2 separate regions of the Homo sapiens genome follow, and region 2 is linked to region 1. Evidence: chromatin contacts called from ENCODE Hi-C or POLR2A ChIA-PET data. All regions are on one chromosome and are shown on one strand. Each heading gives the region's core, a stretch centred on a gene start or an enhancer-like site at or near the end of the contact. The rest is flanking DNA. Distances are from core to core; before and after follow the strand shown. Region 1 holds the start of NME1 (NME/NM23 nucleoside diphosphate kinase 1). Region 2 overlaps MBTD1 (mbt domain containing 1).

Region 1 (3,212 bases), core at 414-2,913:
CGCCCAGGATGGAGTGCAGTGGTGCGACCTTGGCTCACTGCAACCTCCACTTCCCAGGCAAGCAATTCTCCTACCTCAACCTCCTAAATAGCTGGGACTACAGGTGCGTGCCACCACACCCAGCTAATTTCTGTATTTTTTTTTACTAGAGATGGGGTTTCACCATGTTGGCCAGGCTGGTCTCCAACTCCTGACCTCAAGTAATCTGCCCACCTCAGCCTCCCAAAGTGCTGGGATTAAAGGCGTGAGCCCCATGAGCCTGGCCACCATTTGATTTAATAAGCTTCTTTTAAACATCTACTGTGTACCAAACACTGCGGTGGAACTAGGATACAGGATGTTAAAAACAAGGCACTATCTTTCTCAATAATCAAGCTTGGGAGAAACTACACTGATGAAAAGTTTTACTAATGTGAAAGTGATGTCCGGTACAAAGCAGTAAGAAATAATAGTTTGACTTAATGCCACAGCCATAGCATTAGGGGTTTTAGAGAATATATCTTTACAACCCCCTTCATTTTACAAATGAGGAAACAGGACCACAGCACCAGAATGAAGGCCAAAACCCAGCATTCCCAACCCATTAATCCATTCTTGTAATGTTATGCTACACTTTACAATGCAAAGAATATTTTGACTAGCCAATAAACGGTGGGGTGTGGGAGAACTACAGACATTAGGAATATCTGATACGGGACATCATACTGAAAGGAAGCCTAGAGAGTAACTATTCCGTCCAGATCCCTCATTTTACAGAAGACTGCGCTCATGACCTACCCTGTATCACAGCTTGAGATAGGAGGCCCCTCGCCTTGAAAGACGATCCCTAAAGTAGACAGTAGCACCATCTCTTGGCCCCATCTTCCTGTCCTTTAGTTAACCTCTTCTTACAGCATCTTAGCACTGTAGTCCAATTTTCTGTTTGTGTGTCTGCCTCCCCTGCACACCAGGCTGACTTAGTCCTGTGTAGAGACTCTATGGTACCTAGCCACAGGGCCTAGCAGTCAATAGGAGCAAAGAAAATCATTTATCACCATTCTGCAACTTCCAAAAAAAAAAAAAGAGAGAGAGACAAAGCCCAAAGACTGCGGAGAATCGCACGATGGGGTGCGGGGCAAGCATAAATTGTCCAGGAGAAAACAGGACTAAAGCGCCAGAAATACACCCTAAAAATGTCCCTCCACATCGGTCCCGGTGACACAACAGTAAGCACTCAGTGCTTGCTGAATGAATGACACACACACCCGTCATTTATTCAGCAAGCACTTACAGAGCGCCAACTCCGTGCCCGGCACTGCTCTCGACAGACACAAATAAGGCACAGCCCTGTCGTCGCGGCCTGACGAGAAAGGCGGCCACCGACAAAGGCGAGTCCACGTGGCGTGGGACGTGCGCCGACCGGTCTGCACTTGTCCACAGGCGCTCCCTGCCCCTCCTCCCATCCGATCCTCCTCGCCGCCTCTTAGAGCTGAACTCATCTCTTCACTAACTCCTCACCTAACCCACTCCCGCGACTACACTCCTTTCTTTTTCCTCTCAGGATCCCGAACACCTCTTACCCTTCCAGCTGCTTAGGTTTGAACTCCGGCTGCAGCCGCCAGCACCCGAAACGCGCCCGGGACCCACGTGGTTCGCAGCACTTGCACGCACGGAACGCTTCTGCGCAGATCCGCTGCCGGAGAGCCCATTTTGCAGAACACCGCTCGCCCACGCTTCCTCTTGGGAGTAGGCAGTCATTCTAGGGAACAACTTTCTGCAGTTTAACTTCCGGCGCTAGCTTTTTCAGACCTTTCCGGTTAGCTGCTTGCTTTCTTCTCTCCACCCCCGGGTTCTCTGACTCACTTCCTTCGTTCGCGAGCAAATTGGCTTCCCGAGAGGTGGCGCTCACACGTTGCGTGAAGTCCAAAGAGTGCCTGACCTAGAAGTAGACTTTTCGCTCCCGCTTTGTGTTTATTCACCTTTTCTAGCCTGTCAAGCAAAAAATTTTGAGTACCTACTACGTGGACGCATTATTCTAGGCCCTAGGGATAAAACAGTATGCTCTCTTGGAGCTTCTGGGAGGGATGGGAGTATAGGAAAACAAGAAGCAAATAAGCAAATTAATATGTAATAGATCGCATTTTGTAAGTGCTGTGAAGAAAAGGCCAGAGAAATCTCTGAGTAAGTGATAATAGAATAGACCTGCATGAAGTGAGGGAGCCAGCCCAGTGATTCTTCGAGAGCCAAGTATTACGGTGGACATCGAGTGGTGGAAAATGCCGTTAGAATAGAGCCAAATCTTATGTTGTGAGATGCTAATACAGATTTTGCACAAGGCATGACATCATCACTAACAAAAAAACATTCCCACTGCTCTAAGGGGAAATGAACGGGGGAAAGGTACAAAAATGGAATCAGGAGCCGTTTCAACAAATGATGCTGGAGCAATTGGACGAATATAGACCCAAAGAACCTCAACCTAAACCTCTCACCTTATACAAAATTTACTCAAAATGAATCATAGATTTAAATGTAAAACAATAAATCACTTATGGGGAAAAAAAAAGTTAAAAAAAATCCTCAGGACCTAGGGCCAGGCAAATAGTTTTTAGACGACACCAAAAGACCAATCTATACAGGGAAAAAGTTGATAAATTGGAACTTACTGAAATTTAAAACTTTTGGCCGAGCGCGGTGGCTCACGCCTGTAATCCCAGCACGCTGGAAAGCAGCGGCGGGAGGATCACTTGAGCTCAGGAATTCGAGACCAGCCCGGGCAACATAGTGAAACCCCGTCTCTACTAAACATACAAAAATGAGCCGGGCGTGGTTGCAGGCGCCTGTAGTCCCAGCTACTCGGGAGGCTGAGGCAGGAGAATCGCTTGAACCCGGGAGGCAGAGGTTGCAGTGAGCCGAGATTGCGCCAGGGCACTCCAGCCTGGGTGACAGAGCGAGACTCGGTCTCAAAAAAATAAAAAATAAATAAAATAAATAAGTAAAATTTCATTATTCTCCTGTTTTCTTTTTTTTCTTTTTGAGACCGAGTATCGCTTTGGCGCCCAGGCCGGAGCGCAGTTGCACGATGTCGGTTCATTGCAAACTCCGCCATCCGGGTTCAAGCGATTCTCGTGACTCAGCTTCCCGCGTAGCTGGGACTACAGGCGTCTGCCACCACGCCCGGTATTTTCTTTTTCTTTTTTTTTTTTTTTTTTTGAGACGGAGCCTTGCCAGGT
Region 2 (3,105 bases), core at 128-2,627, 85 kb before region 1:
TTGAAGGATAAGGCAATAGTTCTCAACTGGGATTTTTTTTTTGTTTTTTTTGTTTTTTGCTTCCAGGGGACATTTGGCAATGCCTAAAGGTGTTTTTGGTTGTCACCGCTGGGGGATAAAGGCGAGTGTTACTGCCACAAATGATGCTAGACATCTTATAATGCACAGGCTAGCCTCCTACAAAAAAAGCATTTTCTGGCCCAAAGTAATATTGCCAAGGTGAAAAAACCCTGAGCTATGCTTCTACTTCTGATTTAGAGGTAAAAGGGCTTAAAGCATATAAACCATTCATTAATGGTTGAGAGGGAAAAATATACGTGTAGAGAGGAATAATTGGGAGAAAATGTTAATCATTGGTCAGTCAAGATAAAGGTTGTCTAGATGTTCTTTGTATTGTTGTAACTTATAAATTTATAAATAAAAAGTTAAGTATTTTATGGTAAAAACCTATAACCATCCTTAAAGAAAGTGATCTTATAATAAAGGACATGATCATATAATAAAGGGCAGTAATTTAAATTTAATGAATTAAGTTTTATGAAAAATAAAAAGTGTATTAGTTGATACAAATAGACATTTGCTCTTTTACTGTCTATCCCCTAAACTGTTTTTATTCAAGTTGATCCAAAAAAATTGTTTTTTTAATCTCATTGGGAAATGAGGGGCCATGTTGTTTTCACGCTTATCCAGTTCATTGACTTTTTTTTTTTTTTGAGATGGAGACTCGCTTGGTCGCCCAAGCTGGAGTGCAGTGGCATGATCTTGGCTCACTGCAACCTCCTCCTCCAAAGTTCAAGCAGTTCTCCTGCCTCTGCCTCCCGAGTAGCTGGGACTACAGACGCACATTACCACACCCAGTTAATTTTTGTATTTTTAGTAGAGACAGGGTTTTACCATGTTAGCCAGGCTGGTCTCGAACTCCTGACTTTAAGTGATCCATCCACCTCAGCCTCCCAAAGTTCTGGGATTACAGGCATGAGCCACCACACCCGGCCCACTTCATTGACTTTTATCACAAGTTTTGTTTAAATTGCTAGTGTTTATATAGTACATAAATAGTATTTACAGCTTCCCAGCCAGTCACTGTACTGTTTCCTTTCTGATACAACTTTGTTTCCTGCAGTTACTGATTGGTTCACTTTTTTCATTTAGTCAGTGTTGAAAGTGCCTGTTGCCTTTTTCCCCATGCTGCTGCAACAAGCTCCAAACACAAAGATTCATATTTTTCCTAGAATCCTTCCAGAGCCATCATCCATCTTCTTTTTCTAATACAATCTGGTTGTTCTCTAAACCCGCTATACAGCTGTAACGCTGAGACATCCCTTTATCATTGCTTTAGAAACTCTCGTTACCTCTGTGCTGTACTGAATCATGTAGTTCCTAAATCAACCGTCTTCCTCTTTCTTGGTTACTTTGATGTTATAATGAAACATATCTTCTAATCATCTCCTGAGAAAAAAGTGAACATGAGAGCTAAGTTTTTCGAAGGGGCTTCAGGGGCATATCTGAAAATACATTTTCTACCATTAGACTTGGTTGATAATTTGGCTGGCTATAGATTTTTTTAACAGCCTTATTGAAGTAAAAATTGACAAAATTAAACTGCACAGAAACATAGGTGTACGCTCATGAAACCTTCACCACAATCTAGGTAGTATAATCCTCATCTCTAAAAGTTTCCTCATGCTCCTTTATAACTCCCCTTTTCCACTCCTGGCCCCCACCCCATCCCCAGGTAATTACTGATCTGCCTTCTGTCACTATACAGCTAGTTTGCATTTGTAAAAAGAGTCATACAGTAAGACGTTTTTGGGTCTGGCTTAGGTTATCCACGCTGTGTATATCAATAATTCATTCCTTTTTGTTACCAAGAAGCAAAATGAAATCATTGTATGGACGTACCACAATTTGTGTAATCCCTTATTGATGGGCATTTAAATTGTTTCCAGTTTGGGGCTATGATGACCATTGGTGTTTATGTCTTTGTATGGGTATATGCCTTCATTTCTCGCAGATATATATGAGTGGAATGGATGGTAGGTGGTTGTTTAACTTTTTAAGAAACTGCCTGCTTTCCAACATGCTTGTACCATTTTACATTCTCATCCACAATGTATGAGAGTTCCATTTGCCACACTGACTGTAGAGGACTTTTATAAATTTTAGTCATTCTAATAGGTGTGTTACAGTATCTTGTGGTTTTAATTTGTGTTTTCTCAGTGACCGCTGATGTTGAGCATCTTTTCATGTTGTTACTTGCCATCTGTATATCTTTGAATTTCTGTTTAGATCTTTTGCCTCTTTTTATGAATTGGGTTATTTCAGTCATTGAATTTTGATACTTCTTTATGTTTCTAGATACAAACCCCTTATCAAATCTGTGATTTGCAAATATTTTTCCCAGTCTGTGCTTGTCTTATTCTCTTAAACATTGTCTTTCAAAGAGCAGAAATGCTTCATTTTGACAAAATGTAGTTTATGAAATTTTTTCTTTTTCTTTTTTTTTTTTTTTTTTTTGAGATGGAGTCTCACACCATCACCCAGGCTGGAGTGCAATGGCACGATCTTGGCTCACTGCAACCTCTGCCTCCTGGGGTTAAGCGATTCTTCCACCTCAGCCTCCCGAGTAGCTGAGATTACAGGCACCTGCCATCATGCCCAGCTAATTTTTGTATTTTTGTAGAGACAGGGTTTTATTATGTTGGCCAGACTGGTCTTGAACTACTGACCTCAGGTGATCCGCCCGCCTCGGCCTCCCAGGTGCTGGGATTACAGACGTGAGCCACCGTGCCTGGCCGAATTTTTTTTCCTTTATGGGTTATATTTTTTTTGTCATAGCTAAAAACTTCTTGCTTAACACAAGATTGTTAATATTTTTCCCAGAAGTTTTATAGAACTCTTACGTTAACTTACATTTAGGCCTATGAACTACTTTCAGTTGATTTTTATATATGATGTGAGGTATGGATCAAAGTGGTATTTTGGCATATGAATGTCTTAATTCTTCCAGCACCATTCGTTCAAAGACTATTTTTTTTTTCTCCACTAAATTGCCTTTTCAGCTTTGTCAAAAATCAATTGACCGTATATATCTATAGATATATA

What was found. A loop is a pair of places that touch in the nucleus more often than their neighbours do. ChIA-PET counts read pairs that join two places held with the same protein, here RNA polymerase II (POLR2A). Pooled maps may share reads with other maps.
Region 2: a pooled map shows a loop between it and region 1 (2.8-fold over the local background). The contact joins the enhancer-like site here to the promoter of NME1 in region 1. A Hi-C loop is called at or near these places in 2 of 50 pooled maps. POLR2A ChIA-PET finds 5 or more read pairs at or near these places in 8 of 52 experiments (BJ, H1, HEK293 and 5 more).

What each region holds. Positions count from the first base shown.
Region 1 is chr17:51,152,010-51,155,221 of GRCh38, reverse strand. It overlaps NME1 (NME/NM23 nucleoside diphosphate kinase 1), which reads right to left and starts at 1,663. Exons shown (of 5, transcript NM_000269.3): 1 at 1,560-1,663. NME1-NME2 (NME1-NME2 readthrough) reads right to left here and starts at 1,663. Exons shown (of 9, transcript NR_037149.2): 1 at 1,560-1,663; 2 at 778-997. RefSeq lists enhancers at 1,393-1,812, 1,596-2,127, 1,151-2,350.
Region 2 is chr17:51,236,708-51,239,812 of GRCh38, reverse strand. All of the region lies in intron 2 of MBTD1 (mbt domain containing 1), which reads left to right. Among named protein-coding and RNA genes, the nearest start is that of MBTD1, 22 kb to the left of the region's middle. Within about 2 kb of position 1,377, at least 3 of the 41 ENCODE cell types and tissues checked have a DNase peak (open chromatin) inside an H3K27ac peak, as active enhancers do; they include OCI-LY7, where a contact is called at or near this core.